Regions from separate parts of the Homo sapiens genome. Here all the other regions are linked to region 4. The links are chromatin contacts, found by Hi-C in ENCODE. All regions are on one chromosome and are shown on one strand. The core of a region is the stretch at or near the end of the contact, and the rest is flanking DNA. Distances in the headings are between cores, read along the strand shown.

Region 1 (4,489 bases), core at 1,360-3,859, 4.3 Mb after region 4:
TTTCTCTTTCTTTCTTCCTTCCTTCCTTCTCTTTCTTTCATTCTTTTTCTTTTCTTTTTTATTTATTTATTTTTTGGGGACAGGATCTCATCACTCTGTCACCCAGATCTTGGTTCATTGTAATCTCCACCTCCTGGGATCAAATGATCCTCCCATGTCAGCCACCTGAGTAGCTGGGACTATAGGGGTAGTCTGTAGTGCACTACCAAGCCAGGGTTAATTTTCTGTATTTTTTGTAGAGACAGGGTTTTGCTATGTTGCCCAGGCTGGTCTTGAACTCCTGGACTCAACTGATCCATCCACCATGGCCTCTCAAAGTGCTGGGATTACAGGTGTGAGCCACCACTCCTGGCCTGAGACCCAGTTTCTTTATCAGAAAAATTGTAATGTAATTAATTGCAACTGAATAATTCTTTACAGAGATCTGTTTTGGATGCGAATGTATTAGACAAATGAGAGGAAGTGGTGTTCTGTGAATTTGAAGGGACTTTCCTCTTAGTTTAAGAGGCCTTTGGGTTTAGGGTGATGTGAAGGGGAGAGACAAGGCAGAAGATGACCAGTTCTGGGCCCTGAGCCACCACTGTGGCCTGAGATAAAGGGGCCTGTCTTGAGGCTGTCCAGTCCCCCTCCTTGGTTCAAGCTTCACACTCCCCCAGCAGGGCCAGCCACTAAGCAGAGTCTCACTCTTCACAGAGAAAAACATCCCACAAGTCTGCTTCTTCATACCCCATCCCCTTTTCTCTCTCACTTTCCGCTGCCTCAGGGATGAGTAGAGGTGATGACCTCACCAGGTTCTGGGGCAGTCTGAGGATGGAGGAGGCATAATGGTGCCAGGAATAGGAGGTGAGAGGTTCAGGGAGGAGGAGCCTTAGGATTAGGCCATGGCTGGGGGCTGTTCTGGAGCCCCAGGGAGCTGTTATTCTCCCTGCTGATCATCTGGTGCTGGGGCTGGGGGGGTCTCTTGGCTTAGCTTTGCGGACAGCTTGCAGCCACACCATGGTGGGTGCTAGAAAGGGCAGGGAATAGGGAGCTGGGTGACACGAAGAAGTGGTAAGTAAACTGTCCCAGAAACACTGAATAATAAAAACAACCAGGAGTTATATTTGTTTCTTCAGTTGCTGGCTTGCTGCTGCTGTTATTTATCTGAGAGTTGGTTCCAGTTTTTCTCAAATAGCAGGGGAAAACCTATAGAAGCAGCCTGTTCTTTGTCCCCGTCTTCTTTTGCTGCTCTATTTGCCTTGGGGTCTGTTTTTTTTCTCTCCTGTGACTTCTTTTCCTCTGTCTCTCTCTGCCTAAAGCTCAGGTGTAACAAAGCAGGCATAGTAAGTCTACCAACCTGAAGGACCACTGTGGGATCTTTATTTGGAAGCTGCCAAGAAAGTCATCCCTTCTGGGGACACAGTTTAGCCTGGGGAACAAAGTGGTATGTGGTCAGGAAGCACCTGGCCGACAGAGCCCAGAAAAGTTCCAGCCGTGAACTGGGTGCCGTAGTCCCTGATGGCTACTTCCAACTTGCTTGAGGGCCACAACGGCGTTGTCCCCATTTGAGATGTGTGGATGGGTGGTGTCTGTGGATACCTAGCGATCAACTTTCTGATAGGAGGTTTAGAGACAGAGCTCTTGTGGCATCAGGTCAGTACCACCCTCTCCCAGAGGGGAGAAGTTAGGAAGAACGGGCAGCCAACCAGGCATTGGGCTCTGTCCTGGTCTTCCAGTGAGTGTGCTTTTACTCTTCTTAGGCAAGGGCTTAGCCTGGCCTCTGTCTCCCCCTGGCGGTAGACACAGAACTTGCTCAGCATTCCCGGACTGCTCTCAGCCCTGGCCCTAAGAGAAGGATGGGAGGGGAGGAACCCCCACTCCTCTCTCTGCCATTGATCTCCTTTCTAGCCCTTCCTCCCTGATCCGGAGAAGTAAGCTTGGTTCTTAAGACAGAGCAGGTTTGAATGTCAGGAGGCCGACATAGGTGTGAATCTTTCACTTGACCGTGTGACCTCCTGGGGCAAGTCACGGTAAAATGACAGGAAGCGTCCCGTCCTGCCTCATCCGTGAAACTGACAGAAAAAAAACCATCTTGAAGGATTGGTGTGCAGTATAAATAACCTAATACTGTATGGAACGTGCTTTGTAAAGGGTCTAGTATGCAGTACTTCTTCAATAAATAGTATTTGTTATGTTGTTATTATCCTATTAATAGCTTGTCCTGCTGTGGTCAGGGAAGGTCTGCATTGTGGGAAAGACCTGGGTTCTGAGAGAGAAAGGAGGGTGGGAGTAGCAACCGCTCTCCCAGATCTAGAGGTGGTCTTCACGGGGAACAGCGCATCAGGAGCCCAGGAATCTACCCCGGCTCCTGATTCCGGGGTGGTCGGCTGCAGCCTGCGTCATTAATCCCGCAACCCCACCCGGTACCAGCTTGCCCGCTCTCGCTCCAGCAGCCCCATCCAGAGGTGGTGTCACACCTGGCGCCTCATACCCAGCGGCTCCCAAGCGCCTGTTTTGCTCTGAGGTCATTAGCTCCATGGCTCTCTGGGCTGGCTGGCCACACCGAACCGAGAGCGAGGAGACCGCACCCCCTTGTCCCTCAGCCCCCGTCACAATGGAGACATTCTAGCTGTGTCTAATCTAGCGCACGGCTGAAATAAGGTTTCCTTCTCTCCGCCCCCTTCCCACAGCAACAGAACCTACCCCTAAGAAACGGAGGCGGGGCCAAGCCGGAATGGGGCGGGGCAGAGGCCGGGGACCCGTGGGCCGGTTCCTGGGGTGGCCCAGAGCAAGGGCAAGTTTCGCCCGGGACCCGCCCAGCTGGCCGGGAGCCAGTAGCAGGGAAGGGCCGGCTGGCGCGAGCACCGCCCACGCGGAGCCATGGGGGCGGGGCCTGGGCGGGGGCGGGGCCGCGGCCGAGGGCGGGGCAGGGAGGCAGCATGCTAAACCGGGTGCGCTCGGCCGTGGCGCACCTGGTGAGCTCCGGGGGCGCTCCGCCTCCGCGCCCCAAATCCCCGGACCTGCCCAACGCCGCCTCGGCGCCGCCCGCCGCCGCTCCAGAAGCGCCCAGGAGCCCTCCCGCGAAGGCTGGGAGCGGGAGCGCGACGCCCGCGAAGGCTGTTGAGGCTCGAGCGAGCTTCTCCAGACCGACCTTTCTGCAGCTGAGCCCCGGGGGGCTGCGACGCGCCGATGACCACGCGGGCCGGGCTGTGCAAAGCCCCCCGGACACGGGCCGCCGCCTGCCCTGGAGCACAGGCTACGCCGAGTGAGCGCCCCCTGGGGCACCCAAACCAGGATGGGGCTCCCACCCCTCTCCCCAGCTCCGCATCCCCGGCGCTAGGACGCGTTCCCCACGCCGCGTCCGGGCCAGGAGCTCCCTTTTCCGTGGACCTTTGCTATCCTCTGGTCTTCGGGCCGCACCCCCTCCCAACCCATTTTCCAGTGGGGGGCAGCCTGTGTCACCTTCTTCACGTCCTTCCCGCTCATTGACTGCCCTCGCCCACGCCGCCTCAGGACCCTGTTCTGCCCCAGAGCCCGGAGGGCGGAGAGCCCGGCGAAGGATGAGTTGGCCAGTTCCCCGTCGCGGCCCGGCAGCTTAAAGGCTAAGGGAAAAGGGGTTTCACGAAGGAGCGGGGTTCTTTTTAATAGGGGACATAGCGGTTGGGAAGACTCGCTCACCCGCTTCCCGGCTCCAGCGCCCCAGTTCCCTGTCCCTCTTACCGTAGTTCCCCTCCCCCTCCACACCCAGAAATAGCCCGCGACACCAGGAGGCCGCCAGCTTCCCCAGGAGCGGGGAGGGGGACGCCCGGGGTAGAGGAGGGTCCCATTTAGATGCCCTTCAGCCTGCCAACTCGTGCTGGCCTGGCAAAGAAGCGGACCCCCTGCCCGGAGCGGCCGGCTGGCCCCCGGGCTGTGTGTATTTTAAATGCATCTGCCGGGAACGCAGAGCACCGAGGGAGATGGGGGCGCTCAGTTCGCTGAGGAAGGTGGCTGGTGGCCCATGGACCCACCACCACCTCCCTTAGCCTCCTGTGTGGGAGGAGTTTATGGGTATGTGGCTCCTGCCCAGTCCAGGTGGGCTTTCACTTCTACTCTATTTCAGTTCCTCTTTCCCGATCTGGGCTGGAGAGCTTCCTCATTGTTAAGGCAGCAGAAACTTTCGCTGGATGGTTTTAGGATAAGGGTGGGTGTGCCCATGAGGATGAGGTGCTGGGGACAAGGCACTGGGAGAGTTGATAGTGGTTGAGGGTGGGATGTAGGGTCTAGCTAGCAGGGAAGTAAAACTTCTGCTACCAACTAGCCCCTCCCCCAGAAGCACCACTAGGAATGCCTTTTTCTTTTTTCTTTTTTTTTTGCCAGGGATGGGGGAAGTGAGGCAGGCAGGGGACATAGCGGTTGGCCAGAAGCTCCTGCTGGCCTTTCTGTGAAGTGGTAGGGCTGGCCACCCAAACAGTACTCCTTACACCTTGCCAGCCCTCCCTTCTCCTCCTCCCTCTGGCCTGGATCCCAG
Region 2 (4,895 bases), core at 1,964-4,463, 3.1 Mb after region 4:
AAAAGGGACCTTAAAGATTCTAAAACCCCCTAATTCCGAGATGAGAAAAAGGCGATCCAGGCCAGGCATGGTGGCTCACGCCTGTAATCTCAGCACTTTGGGAGGCCGAGGCAGGTGGATCACTTGAGGTCAGGAGTCTGAGACCAGCCTGGCCAACATGGCAAAACCCTATCTCTACTAAAAATACAAATATTAGCCAGGCATGGTGGTGCGTGCCTGTAGTGCCTGTAGTCCTAGCTACTTAGGAGGCAGAGGTATGAGAATCACTTGAACCCACCACTGCACTCCAGCCTGAACCCACCACGGCACTCCGACCTGGGCGACAGGGCGAGATCTTGTCTCAAATAAAAAAAAAAAAAAAAAAAAACAGATCCAAAAAGGCCAAACGAGTTTTACCCAGCGCTAATGAGTAGCAATGCTGGCAAAGGTCTTCTCATTCTTTTTCCTTAAGCACTCTGGGAAAGCACTGTACCAGGTACCCTTAAAGAATCTAAAAGAAATGTAAGTTTCCTTACCTTCAAAAAACTTAAAATGTTGCTGAAATGATATAACACATGAAAAAGAAAGAAAAATATGAAAACAGGATGTAAATTTTTCAAGTGCCAAATTATGCACTACAGGAATATATTAGGCATTTAGGAGCTGGGTTCCAACAACTAAAGGGAAGATCAGGAACAAAAACAAAAGGAACCAAAAGACAAACCAGTGATTGTTGAAGTGGTACTTAAAGGAAAATAATCTTGATGACTTGTGTTCAGAATGGCACAAAGGGAGAGGAAGGGAAGATAACGGGAGGAATAATAGTAAATTTTTTTTAAAAAGACCTAAAAAATACAGACTGCTGTTATACACTCATGCAGGTGGCAGATCAAGCAGCTCATGTTTGCAAAATTACTTCAAATTACAAGACCAGTTACAATATATAACTAACAAGCTGCACAAGTTCCAAGTGTAAGAACTTTACAAGGCCGGTATGACTCACTGATTTGTACCAACAAATCATTGATGGAGCTGTGCTTATAAAAACAAAAGCACAGAATGAAAGAAGTTTATTTTCCAAAGAATTGTGAACTTTGAGATTATCTCTTCTTTTTTTTTCTTTTAGAAGGAAGTTCTGGTTTGGTTTGAAGTCTCAAGTTACCAACGAACTTGCTCAAAAAACCACAAAACTACAGTGTCGAGAGATAAACTATTCATGAAGGTATCACCAGCAAAAGTTCTACTTGCCAACCAGAGCCAGTATATTTATAAGATCTCATTCACCATTTTATTCTAAGATACTTTACTGGCTTGGCTGCCTCCAGTTCCAACCGCAAGTACTTTACTAAAATATCTTTCAAGCCAGGAACAGTATCTTAAAGTCAATGCCACCCTTCATCATAACAGTATTATAACACAGAACCCTGAGATAATTACATGTAAAGATCCAAAATCACCAGCTGAATAATGAAAATTAGGTCAAATGATTTGTTAGATTTTAAAATGTTTTATAGAAAGCTTTAGGCTTCCATATGAAAAAAGCTAGTAATAGTTTGCATTCTCTATAATCTTACAAAAAAAAAAAAAAAACCCACAGACCAGAGATCAAAAATAGCTTTACACAAACAAAAGGAAAATTGTAGGTTTGCTGAGGGCATCAGCCACTTAATTTAACCCTATTTCATCAAGAGCGGGAAGCCACACTGCTGTTTTCACCAGTTACTAAGAAACAAGATAAAGGACAGATTGGGACAGAGAGTCTATAGCTGAAAGTATTATGTTGATGCAATTACTGAGAATTCCCAAAGTGTCACTAATAGACAAGAAAGAGCATCTAGGACTGCCTCTAAATGAGTCTACCTACAACAGAATCAGTGATTAAGTAAAGAAAAGACTTACTGGAGCTTGGGGGTTTTCCCCCCCTCTTCCCTACCCGCATCCTCCCATCCTGAACCCCCCTCCCCAAGTAGGAAAGAAAGCTCGCCCAGCATAAACACAGGCCATTGCTCACAGCTCGTCACCACAACAAACTGGAGGTTAGACCAACGCTCCTGGAGACGGAACTCCACGTCTTGGTTGCTAAGCACAAAAAGGGGACTCTTCCCCACAGACCTGTGAACAGTGTGGGCCTTACCAGAATTTTGGTTGTTTCTCCACCTTCCCCCTCCCTTTTGTTTTTTTAACGAAAGCTTTGAAAGTGGTGGCAGCAAAAGTTTCCCTTTGGGCCAGACCTCTAGATCTCCCTTGTACAGATATACATTAGGTGGGCTGGTCTCACGTAGTCTCCACCGTCATTACGAATTACAAGCCTAACGACTACAGAACATCAGCGGAGACGACAGAAAAGCTTCCACACCCACCCCACTGTCGTCCTCTCCAGGCACGGCTTCCTGGTCCCAAACAGCACAAATAACCCAAAACCATGGTGATAAGCGGAGCTGTGAAGTACACACGCACAAGCCACACACTGGGAACCTGCCACGACAGCCGGGGAAAAAACCGGCCGAGTGAGGAGACGCAAGGCGGTCCCCTGTCACTTAAGGACAACACGCCCAGGCGAGAAGTGGCAGGAGGCAGGGGGAGTTGCCCCGAAAACCAGCCCGGAGCCTCCCCACCTTCCTGGGAAGGCAATCCCCTCAGCGGCAGTGAGCGGCCGGGCCGCAAGACGCGGCGCCCGGTCCCAGGCAGGGGCCCTTTGAGGAAGGCGCCCCCGGCAGGCTGGGCGCTCCAGGAGAGCCGGCGGCCGGCCCGGCCCCGCCTCAGGGAGCTGAGGGGAAGTCGCTCCCCGCCGAGGACCCCTCCTGCCCGTCCCCACTCACCGCCGGTGTGTCTGGTTCTCAGCCGCGAGCTGGGGCTGCCGTGAGGAGGCGGCGGAGGAGACGAGATCTGGGGCCCCGCAGCCGGGTCATCATACCCCCCGCGCGAGCCGGCCCGGGCCCCGGCCCCCGCCCCCCGGAGCCGTCCCCGCGCCCGTCCCGCAGGGGGAGCCTCCTCAGCCTCCCTCCCGCTCCACCACCCAGCCCCTTCCCGCCGCCGCCGCCGCCGCCTCAGCCCCGCGCGCTCCCGCCTCGGCCTCCTGCTGCCGTCCGGGGCTACCGCCGGGCCCCTTGCTCCGCAGCCGCCGTTGTCGCCAGACCCGACGAACGGAATGCCGAGCGGCCGTCCCTCAACCCGGCCGGCCCCGCCTCGCCGGAACTATTCACCCGCCCCGCGCCATGACACCTACTGAGGCGGAAGTGCAGCTGAATGGACTCTCTAGGACGATCGCATAGTACTGATTGCAGTAGGAGTCGGTGGGCCTCGAGTAGGTGGGCCTCCGTAGGGAGCCAGCGTGGATCGAGTGCGGGGCCTGGACTTCCCGCCCCCTCCGCACTGCAGACTCTGCGGTGATTTAAAGGTGCCTGGCGGTGGTACGGGATCCAACTGTAAAATGTCATCCCAGCTAGTGTGACATCACCACAGTTTAGTGTGACACCCCCAGAGCTTGGGCAGTGTACGGGACGACAGTGCCTAGCAGAGGAGCTTCACTGCCGGTGAGGGATTACCTCAGGTTAGGCTTTAATGTTTCGTTGCCGTCTAGAGACGTTCTAGCAATGTGACATCTGTGTACCATATCTGGAAGTCTCCCTGTACGTCAAGAGCCCCTTAGGGGAGTCTCCCATTGCCGCCGTGGGAACCTGTGTTTACATTACGAGGAGAGAGAATAGCTGTACTCTGAACTCAAACGCTCAAAACATGCAGTGAGCGAATGCTAGCATAATTTTCTTGCCTCTACCAGAAGGAAGGCTGGGTATTTAGGAAACAGAACGCGTTGGGCACAACATTCTGAGAAAATGGACACAGAAAATTAGGTTATCCTAATAGAAAAGCAGTTGCATCTCCCAAAGTCAAGAGATTCTGTAGGACTTCCGATGTATCTCCTGCTGTGTAAAATATTCAGGTTCCTGAAGTGGGGGACATTTTTAGGGCAACTGTAATTTCTTCATTTTTTCCATCCCACAAGTGCTGGAGGCAGCAGTGATCTGAGCTCTAGAAAGTGACTGTCCGTCACCATCGGTATTTGCATATACTCTGTGAGGAGAAGGGCAGTTGTGGCTAAGACAAAATTCTACTATCAAGTTTTGTTTCTCAAATCTCACTCATTAACATCTTTGATTTCCTTGGATCCCCATAACACACACAGAAAACTATGATTTGTGTAAAATGCGCTGAAGTACCTTTTAAGGGAAGTCATTTGGCTTTCTCTCTGGCTTAACAACACGGGGAGCAGTTCCATTTTATCTGGAACAGGGAAGTTTATTTCCCTAGAGAACTAGGGTTACCAAAAATGTTCGATCCCACAAGGCAGTTTTGTTTGCATATTTTCACAGAAACTTCCTTCTACTACTTAAAGTCCTCACATTGGGCTGACCTGGGAAACATGAAGATAAAAAGAGTGGGTAAACATGCCTGCTTGATGAGCCAGAAAAAAAGGCAGAAACCTGTGGTCTGGGTAGAACAGATCCTGCTCAGAATGTAAGCTTCAAACATGTTTATCATGCCTTGGTTCAACCTAACTCTCTGACATGTTCCTAAACTCCTGCTCTCTCAAGTTATGTCCCTTTCCTCTTTTCAAATATCTCTCAGAATTCACCCTTTCGGGAACCTTTGCTGATTGACTCCTATTTTATTTGAATTCTGCATCATCATCTGATTACTTAAATTAACCTGTACCTTCTTTATTTATACTTGTTAACTTCTATTTTCATTGCTCTTAGGTCCTCAGTCTTTCTCACTATACGGAGAGCTTCTTAAAGTCTGTATTTTCTCCTCTTTAGTATCATTCACTCATTCATCCAGCAAACTGCTTGTGTGCCTGCTCTGTGCTATACACTCTTCTAGACACTGGGTCAGGTATGAATGAGACAGGTGAATAA
Region 3 (5,107 bases), core at 1,569-4,068, 3.2 Mb after region 4:
GCGCCTGTCATCCCAGCTACTTGGGAGGCTGAGGCAAGAGAATCACTTGAACCCAGAAGGCGGAGGTTGCAGTGAGCCACAATCACGCCACTGCACTCCAGCCTGGGTGACAAGAGTGAAACTCCGTCTCAAAAAGAAGAAGGAAAAAAAAACAGTGGGAAATCAGTTGAGATGGGGTCACTATGCTCATATGTGATGAAGTTAGAAGGCCTCCAGCGCCTCCAGACTTCTATTGAGTTAAGGCTGCTCAAGAAAAGTCTGCCAGGTGTGGTGGCTTGTGCCAATAATCCTAGCTACTGTGGAGGCTGAAGCGGGAGGATTGCTTGAGGTCAGGAGTTTGAGACCAGCCTCGGCAACACTGCGAGGCCCCAGTCTATACATTAAAAAAAAAAAAAAAAAAAAAAAAAAAAAACATCTAGTCTGGAGAAGTCACTGGGATTCCTTGAGAGGCCCACCTGTGTAGAGGATGGTTCCAAAATATCCTTCAAAGAGAAACATGACAGAACCAGGACAGTGATTGGCATCGAGGAGGGTTACGGTCATGGTCTCTTGTCCAATTTCATCTAGGGGTAATACATGGCTCTCACCAACCTCCAGGGCTTGGATCCATTGCTTAGATACCTGAGAAAACAGTTAGTCATCCCAGTGACCACTGACTCCTCTCCGTTACCTCCCCGGGTCAGGGACTATCCCTTACATGAATCAGGAAAGCTGACCAAATCCTGAGCCACCGGGAGCAGAAGCTGTAATGGGGATTCCCAAGCAATCTGCCCTTCCTCCTTCCACTTCCCATCCCACCCTTTGTACAATTTAAGAGTTCAGCTGGCCGGGCGTGGTGGCTCACGCCTGTAATCCCAGCACTTTGGGAGGCTGAGGCGGGTGGATCACGAGGTCAGGAGATCGAGACCATCCTGGCTAACACGGTGAAACCCCGTCTCTACTAAAAAATACAAAAAAAATTAGCCAGGCGTGGTGGCGGGCGCCTGTAGTCCCAGCTACTCGGGAGGCTGAGGCAGGAGAATGGCGTGAACCCGGGAGGCGGAGCTTGCAGTGAGCCGAGTTTGCGCCACTGCACTCCAGCCTGGGCGACAGAGCGAGACTCCATCTCAAAAAAAAAAAAAGAGTTCAGCAAACAGTCTAGTCAGCAATTCCCAAACTTACTCCTGATCTTAATCTCTTGGAGACTTAAGGGTGGGGTGGGGAGAGAGCTGGAGAACCACCCAGCACATTAGGTGGATTCTTAAGATGAGGCAAGTTTAGGCGGGGCGTGGTGGCTCACGCTTGTAATCCCAGCACTTGGGGAGGCTGAGGCGGGCGGATCACTTAAGGTCAGGAGTTAGAGAACAGCCTGGCCAACATGGTGAAACCCCGTCTCCACAAAAAATACAAAAAATTAGCTGGGCGTGGTGGCGTGCGCCTGTAATCTCAGCTACTCAGGAGGCCGAGACAGGAGAATCGCTTGAACCCGGGAGGCGGAGGCTGCAGTGAGCCGAGATTGCGCCACTGCACTCCAGCCTGGGCAACAGAGCGAGACTCCGTCTCAAAAAAAAAAAAAAAAAAAAAAAAAAAAGGCAAGTTTGGGAAACATCGGCCTAGCTTACTTATAAAGGTAGGAATAGTTTCCTTGGCTGGATTAAAATATCTCCTCAACTTATGGCTAACTATCTCAAGTTGGTCACTTCGAAAACACGTTCCTATTCTGGGTTAAAGATGCATTTTTGGGTTCAAACAACTTCCAAATCAGTTTTCGTGGCCCCCATTCTATGACTCCAAGAATGACAGGTTGAAGTCCCAACCCAGATGCCTGGACCAGCTCTCGGAGACCGACTCCAGCCCCATACCTGTAGGTGACGATGCAAGAGGTGGGCTGTAATTGGGGAGCAGTAGAGGGGCCGGGCCCAGGTGCTAGACAGGCCCACGGTGTGGTCCGAGTGCATGTGAGACAAGAAGAAGAGACGTGCGGTGCCAGCCCGGCGCAGGCTCCAGAAGTCCACTGCGATGGGCGTATGGGGGATCAGGACCCCATTCATGGTGGTAGGGTTGGAGTCACCAGTGGGATCTTCTCCACGGGGGCAGGGCTCCTGCGTGAGGCTTCCACAACGGCGTCCCGATAAAAGTCATGCTGGGGCAAGAACAGGGCCAGAGACCCTAAGGGAAAGAGCCCAGCAGAGCAATAAGTTACCAGAGTGGGCAGAAAAAGGAAGTCACCCTGCCCGCTGGAGCCCAAATCGCGGAGGGCGCTGGACACTCCCAACCGCGCGGGAGCGGAGGCCGAGCCGGGCACTCAAAGCGCGCGCTGCAGGGAGGAGACAGGCCAAAGTAGCCGATTTCCGATTGCCCGCCGCAGCTCCACCAGAGGGAGCCGCGCAGCTGCGCCTGGAGAGTGAGAGGTTGGGGGAAGGGCATCCTAAGGTCGGAGTCGGGACTACGCTTAGCGCTCGCTCGCGGGGAGACCGGCAGCGGTCTTCTGTTTGGTCTCTTGACAAGGGGGCGGGACTTCCGCAGAAAGCAAGATTGGGCCTATCCGCGATGAGAACGGCGTGGAGGGGGAATTAAGGCTGGAACTGGAGAGGGAGGGGTCTGCGGTCAGTCGGACGCGGCGCTGGAAATCCGGCGGAGGACCTAGAAGTAGCGGGAGCGATCTGTGGGCGGGGCGAACGGCCTGCCGGCCGACGGTAGGGCCTGAAGAGCCTAGGGTGGGGCTCGCGGTGTCGCGGAGGGCGTGGAAGTGTGTCAGGGCCAGCGTGCCGGCCCTACGGAAGCCGAGCCTGAGGCGAGATCTCGCCTTTTGTATTTTCACTGACTCATATTTCCTTTACTCAGGCTCCCACATCAGGACGAGAAGGAGCCCTCGAGTTACCGTGGGAGCTGTGGGAGCTGCCCTGTGACTCTTAGGAAGATGCCGTACCTTGGCTCCGAGGACGTGGTGAAGGAGCTGAAGAAGGCTCTGTGCAATCCTCACATTCAAGCTGATAGGCTGCGCTACCGGAATGTCATCCAGCGAGTGATTAGGTATCACCTACCTCCCTTCGCGTGCTAACTGCTCCCTTTGCAATCCCCATCAGGGCTCACTAGCCCCAGTCTCTCTGAAAGGGTGAATTAGCTTTCACACGTGGCAGTTATATGGTTCGGTCTTCGTCCTGCTGCTTTGGAGTACCATGTCAGTCTCCCCTCTGCAGCATCTTTTACTCAGCTGGGTAGTTTCCTCCATATCACGGGCTTGAGCAATTACTGGTGACTCTTGGATCTATAATATAGCTAGTACAGACTTCCTTTTTTAGCTTCAGACCCACGTATCCCACTGCCTGCTTGGCATTTCCACGTGCGTGGTTTATCAAAAGTATGTCCGAAATAGCCCGGACATTCTTCCGTCTTCCTCAAACCTGTTCAGCTTACATTTGTGTTGATGAATGCCACCAGCAGCCGACTATGCGTGGGAGCCAACCTTGAGGACACCTGATCTCTCACTTCTTATGTCAGATGGTTTGAATTCATAATTCTAAATATCCATCCTCTCTTGTTTATTAGCATTGTTGTTCTGGTCCAGGCCTTCATCAATAAAGCAATTGCAGCAGCTTACTAGTAGGCCACTTTGCCTCATTTGAGACAGAATTTTTCCATTATACATACCTGAACACATAACTCTTGCCTACAGCTATGGTTCACAAACTTTACTATGCATAAAAATCCCTTGGGGTGCTTTTTGTCATCCAGTCCAGGGACTGATTCTGATTTCAGTAGGGTGGGAGGGAACCCAGGAATCTGTATTTTTAATAAACATTTCAGTTGGTTCCAGTAGGAGACCAGTCTGAGAAACAATAAAGTCCAAACTTATCACAGCACCCAAGGAACAAGCTGTTAATTCAACTACCTACAGACTCTTAAAAAAATGTGTGCTGCTCCTGCTCATGTCTACTTACCTCATAGCATGTATCTTTACCTTGCTATTACATCTGCCTAGTGAGCTCCTGCTCATTCAGCTAAAGTATTACTTCCTCTGTGAAGAAACATTTTCTGACTTCCTGCCAGTGTCAGACCTCTGAATCCCCTCTACACCTTGTACAATACTTCTGTTTAAGTACTTATCTATCATACTGTAATTAACGGTATTCTCATCTGGCTCATTAATAGATTTGAAGTTCCTAGAGGTTTGAGACCACACCTTCTTCAAGATTATGTCCCAAGAGCATGTCCCTGGATGTAAAAGTTGAATTTCACCAAAGTACTAGGGATTCAATAAGTGTTTGTTGAGGCTGGGTGCGGTGGCTCACGCTGGTAATCCCAGCACTTTGGGAGGCCAAGGCGGGTGGATCACCTGCAGTCAGGAGTTCGAGACCAGCCTGGCCAACATGGAGAAACCCCGTCTCTACTAAAAATACAAAAATTAGCTGGGCGTGGTGGCACGCACCTGTAGTCCCAGCTACTCGGGAGGCTGAGGCAGGAGAATCGCTTGAACCTGGGAAGCGGAGCTTATAATGAGCCGAGATTGTGCCACTGCACTCTAGCCTGGGTAACAGAGCAAGACTCTGTCTCAAAAATAATAATAAGTGTTTGTTGAATGAATAGAAGAATAATGTTTATTGTAGGCCTATGGTATGAAGTACTGTGTGATATAATAGACAAGGTAATCCTGGCTGCTACCCTCTAAGAGATCACAATCTAGTTGGGTAATCAGGAGATATGTAAGTAAAACTCCCTCCATTGTAAGTTGGGGATTTTGCATTTTACTTCCTTCTGTCATGTGCGTTGTTCAGGTACATGACTCAAGGCTTGGACATGTCTGGTGTTTTTATGGAAATGGTGAAGGCCAGTGCCACTGTAGATATTGTCCAGAAGAAGTTGGTTTATCTGTACATGTGCACATATGCTCCCCTGAAACCAGATCTGGCTCTCCTGGCCATCAATACGCTGTGCAAAGACTGCTCAGACCCCAATCCAATGGTGCGAGGGCTGGCGTTACGGAGCATGTGTAGCCTCAGGTGAGTACCCTCTTCTCTGTCTGGTCCTAAATGGCTGATGAATTCAAGTGATCACAGGGTAGGTTTTTAAAGAGGATAATTTATTTGAGCTCCTTAATACTGGGGAAAACATTATTGTACCCTGAACT
Region 4 (4,577 bases), core at 1,266-3,765:
TTTATTGAGGACTAAATATGTTTAGCCATTTTTACTCACTACCTTGTTCTATTACCAGAATTAGAAGATTGACAAGTTAAGGGCAAGTTAGTGGCCAATGGTCAGCTGTCATTATAGGCTACCTGACAGTTGGAGAGGGATGATTGTGGAGCCATTTACGTGAAAATTACTAGAAATCAGACTTCTCAGATTAACTAGCTGCTTGGTATTTAGGTAGTGACAGCCAAAAGACACTTAATACATATACAAATTTTGTTTTTTAAAATGACTTTTAAAGAACAATCCTAATACATACCTGGCTACAACTCTTTCAGGGAGAAAAAAAAAAAAAAGCAAATACACTTAGATGTTCCTTTTGGACCCTTACCTGTATTCTTTCTTGTCCTGTGGCAGAAGCAAACCCTGAAGCTCTACCACAAAGTCCTCATGCAATAAGCAATGGGAAACAGGAATGCTAGAGAAAAGAAAAAAGTTGAAAACATTTTTAGGTCAGGAACAGAGATCAATATCCTAAAGTCAAATCAAAACTATGGGTTTTTACACCAAGAATCTATGTATAACCTCTACTGGGTTTGTAATTCCCACACATTATCACAGCTATGGGCATTCCTTTGGGGAAGAAGTCCCTAGCTTTCATCTTTACCCACTTTCTCAAATAAAGCATAACTGTTTCTTGATGACTCAAAAGTTTAAAACCACACTGCACTGTGTAATCTCTACACTGGGATCCCCCTACGAATGACATAATTAGGGCTGGCTGTGAGGCCCTGTATGAATTTTCCCCAGGCTCTTCCCTTCATCCTTTCCCTCTAACAAGCTGAGAGCTGTCACTTAGTGTTATTCACACGCCTACCTCTAACAATACGCCCTATATGCTTCTTGTTTTGTGTAAGTTTTTAATCACTCCCTTCCAACTTATTATGAAAAAATTTAAATATATATAACATTTGAGAGTAAACAGGTTTGAGTGAAGGTTTAAAGTACTCTCCTAAACCTGTGGCACTTTTTTTGGCCTGTATATTGGTTATCAGATATAGTCCAAATAAATCAAGTTTATCAAATAATTGTCTTCAAATACCACTGTGCTAGTTTGTATAGCAAAGCATTTGTGTAGATGGGATCCTAAATAAGAGTGTTTCTCTTAATGTAAAACCAAATCTTATGCCACCATTAATGTTGAATTCCTGCAAAGGTAAAAATGCTTCTATCTCACAAAACTTGACCTGGGTACTATATCTGAGAGGCTCAGTGTAAATCATCTAACTCATGAAACAGAAACATGGGAAGTTAGTATACATGTTGAAAGGGCACTTTTCTAATACTGATATCCATTATGTACTCTACATCTGACACGGAGAAAAATAACTTTTCTCTACCAAGTTTTGCTGAATAGAGAGCAGGAGATGTTTAATGATGTGATGATAGTTTTAAAATTCACATAGAAAATGTAGACACTTGGTACTGTGAAAACATTAACACTTGACAAACTATTAACTTTCCTCACTTTAGAGAAGATGCTTAACATTTCTGACTCTCTCCTCCCACCTCAGCCTCACGAGTAGCTGGGACTACAGGCGTGTGATACCATGCCTAGACAATTTTTTTTAATTTTTCGTAGAGACGGGATTTCACCATGTTGCCCAGGCTGGTTTCGAACCCCTGGGCTCAAGCGATTCGCTCGCCTTCGCCTCCCAAAGTGCTGGGATTACAGGCGTCACACACCGCGCCAGGCCCTCCGTTGTTTCTTCCAGCGCTAATTTCTTTGAATTATCAATTTCACCATTTAGATGCAGAGAATCCTACTTAAAAATAAGAAGGCTAACAACTAATCACTAGAGTGTTTTAAGCTCAAACATTTAAAAAAAACCGTCGGGCCTAAAACTAGTGCAAAACAGGGACAAATTATTTTCCACTATGTCTGCTGTGTGTCCTTACTCCTTTAAAGGGGGAGGGACTGTCTGGGCAGGAGAAGGGAGTGGTTAAGGCCTGTCAAGTGAATAGAAACCCAGAGCTGGAAAACACCGGATCCTCAATTTTACAGGTAGGGGAACCATCGGCCCAGAGAGGGGGGTAACCAGCCTCGGGTCACACAGCCAGAATTAGCTGGGCGTCTTCCGAACACGCCACGCTGCCCTGGGATCACCAATTGCTTAAAGGGTCCTGACACCGCAAACTAGGGCCCCACCACTCCTCGGCCCTGTGACGCCCGACAGCGGGGAGCGGGAAGCTCCTCTCGGGAGGCCCCGGGCAGCCACAGGGAGTGGGGCCCAGCTCCAGACCTACTCGGTGGCCCGCACGAAGCTGCACGTGTCTGCCCGGCACACGTAGAAGCTCTTTCCTTTATTCGGGCCATCGCGGACGCCGGTCTTAAGAAAGCAGAAAGTCCCTGAAGAGAGAAGAAAGTGAACAACGATTACGCCACGCTAAATCAACAGGCCCCGGGACGCTGAGACCCTAGCCCCTTACCGTGCTCTGGACACCTAACTTCTTCCATTTCGCTGGGTCCCCCAAGTTCCACAAAGCCCCGCCCCCAATTCTGCTTCCGCCTTTTACTCCGCCCTCTTTGTTCAGGAACCAACCATCACTCAGCTCTTGCAGTCTTAATCCCTCCCATAATTCTCCGCCCTTGGCCTTCACCCGTCCTAGCCGCTATCAGCCAATCATATAGGAACTTCGCTCACCTCCAACCAATCACAGCTGCCCTCAGGTATGGCGCGCGCCGAAATCAAATACGGAGCCAGGGGGCGTAAAGGACCCGGCTTTTGCAGGCTGGGGCGTGGCTGAGGCTGGGGAGAAGCTTAGAAGGTGGCGGGGCTTCTGGAGGAAAAGAAGCTTCGATTTGCAGGTCTTGGAAGACGGAAGGGCAACTCTTGTTTACGTTTAAAACCGAGAGGCGGCCCTAGGGGTAGCGCCAGTTAGCAGGCGCTGAAAGGCCCTGGCTTCGTGGGTGTCTCTGAGCCAGGCTGGCGCTCGTGCGCGCTGGGCTCCGCGCTCAGTCGCTGGGGTGGGAGGCCAGGGGAAGCCGCCGCTGCAGGCCGAGCCGCGAGATTTGCAGTGCAGGAGCCGAAGCGGCGGGCATGGTGGGAGGTCCTTGGAAGCTGCTGCGGGGAACTGAAACGGCTCTGATAGGCAGGCACAAAGACTTCTCTAGGACCCCCTACAATGCTTTACGTTTGCCTCGTGCTTTAGATTTCACAAAGTGCTTACACATAACACGACCCTCCTCACTCGACCTGGTGAGATGGGTAGCATTTTGTGGAAGATTCCGAGACTCAAGTTTGAGAGACTCACCCAAGGTCAGAGTTGGCGAGTGGGCGGTCCGTGGACAGGTGCGCAGGTCTCAGCGCCATTTGGCCCGCGCTGCTGCTTCCTGTGTGTACTGGATGTTCTCTAGGCTCGCCCAGCGTGGAAGCCCCGAGTTACCAGCCGCAACGTGGAAACCACAGAAGGGGAAATAGATGACTTTTGGTGAAGGCGAATTTTACTTTATCATTTTGTATTGTCAAACTTTTTTTTACTATTATGCTTTTGTAATTTTAAAAATCGAAGACGAGGTTAAATAGAAGAAAGGGGACAGTTCCCTTCTATTTAACTTCATCCTCGATTTTTAAAATTTGAAGTTGTAATCAAAACTATTAGTAAACAGAGAGGAATAGATATTAGATTTATTGCAATAGAAATAGTTTCATATTGCAGCTATTGAGGACCATATGTCCCAGACATATGGTGTGGCACCTGCACTGTTCTTATGGGGGCCGTAGAACAGAAAATCTGTAATGTCTAGGAAATCTGGGCGATGTGATAAATGTACATGTTATGGGGATCCGGAGGAAGGGAGACAAACCTGAGGTATCATTTATTAATTAAACAGTACTTACTAAATAGCTTTTTTGTGCCCGTTGTGGACTAGGTGCTTGAGAAATGTAAAATTCATTCATTCACACACACAAAGTTTGAAACAACTATTCTAAGCACAAGGAACTTACTCAGTATTTTGAGGAGACTGAACTAGTACATGTTGAACACTTAAATAACAATATAAAATAGTATTTAAATGTCAAAATGAATGGAGTTAGCAGTAACTCTCTAGGACTAGAGAAAAATGGAATTTCCAAAGTGAAGTTCCTTTATACATAACTACCCTTCCGAAACTTAGATGAACTTAGAGATAAGACAGGAACAACAAATAGGTAGAAGCATTTTCATTATTCCAAGATTGTTATTCTTGCAAATGATGTATTTGTACATGTTTAATAGATGCTGTATTGGAGGTAGTATACCATGAATACAGGATTTGCAGAAAGAGGGGCATGGTAATTAATTATTTCTTGAATAATTTTCGAAACAAGGCAAAATCGGGGCCTCTTAAATATCCCGTTAAGGAAGAAGCTCCTCCTCTGCAAGTACCCAAGTCGGTATCTCCAGTCCAACCTCACAAAAGTGTGCACAGCCAAATCACAGACAGGAGGAATATTTCTTCCATAAATTAAAAATATACTAGATCAAAATGTTAAGTCCCTGGACAACTTATTCCACCTCATCATATTTACAAGATTGAAAAAAATAAGTTTGAGATT

What was found. Hi-C counts contacts between places; a loop is a spot of excess contacts on that map. Pooled maps may share reads with other maps.
Region 1: a pooled map shows a loop between it and region 4 (14-fold over the local background). The contact joins the promoter of PPM1J-DT here to the promoter of TTF2 in region 4. A Hi-C loop is called at or near these places in 5 of 50 pooled maps.
Region 2: a pooled map shows a loop between it and region 4 (11-fold over the local background). The contact joins the promoter of HIPK1-AS1 here to the promoter of TTF2 in region 4. A Hi-C loop is called at or near these places in 7 of 50 pooled maps.
Region 3: a pooled map shows a loop between it and region 4 (18-fold over the local background). The contact joins the promoter of AP4B1 here to the promoter of TTF2 in region 4. A Hi-C loop is called at or near these places in 5 of 50 pooled maps.

Annotation. Positions count from the first base shown.
Region 1 is chr1:112,713,731-112,718,219 of GRCh38, reverse strand. It overlaps PPM1J-DT (PPM1J divergent transcript), which reads right to left and starts at 2,609. Exons shown (of 2, transcript XR_947714.4): 1 at 2,457-2,609; 2 at 424-1,769. PPM1J (protein phosphatase, Mg2+/Mn2+ dependent 1J) reads left to right here and starts at 2,888. Exons shown (of 10, transcript NM_005167.7): 1 at 2,888-3,244. The coding sequence starts at 2,919. RefSeq lists enhancers at 2,539-2,833, 3,798-3,857 and a silencer at 2,548-3,337.
Region 2 is chr1:113,927,843-113,932,737 of GRCh38, reverse strand. It overlaps HIPK1-AS1 (HIPK1 antisense RNA 1), which reads left to right and starts at 3,213. Exons shown (of 3, transcript NR_110726.1): 1 at 3,213-3,376; 2 at 4,350-4,494. It overlaps HIPK1 (homeodomain interacting protein kinase 1), which reads right to left and starts at 3,414. Exons shown (of 16, transcript NM_198268.3): 1 at 3,206-3,414. RefSeq lists silencers at 2,684-2,993, 3,014-3,063 and an enhancer at 3,184-3,503.
Region 3 is chr1:113,902,510-113,907,616 of GRCh38, reverse strand. It overlaps AP4B1 (adaptor related protein complex 4 subunit beta 1), which reads left to right and starts at 2,818. Exons shown (of 10, transcript NM_001253852.3): 1 at 2,818-3,012; 2 at 4,755-4,979. The coding sequence starts at 2,900. It overlaps DCLRE1B (DNA cross-link repair 1B), which reads right to left and starts at 2,291. Exons shown (of 4, transcript NM_022836.4): 1 at 1,842-2,291; 2 at 456-621. The coding sequence starts at 2,030. RefSeq lists enhancers at 2,403-2,452, 2,483-3,042, 3,123-3,182.
Region 4 is chr1:117,058,264-117,062,840 of GRCh38, reverse strand. TTF2 (transcription termination factor 2) reads right to left here and starts at 2,515. Exons shown (of 23, transcript NM_003594.4): 1 at 2,467-2,515; 2 at 2,284-2,386; 3 at 368-454. The coding sequence starts at 2,494. It overlaps CD101-AS1 (CD101 antisense RNA 1), which reads left to right and starts at 3,351. Exons shown (of 4, transcript NR_110786.1): 1 at 3,351-3,468. RefSeq lists an enhancer at 2,815-2,974 and a silencer at 3,395-3,444.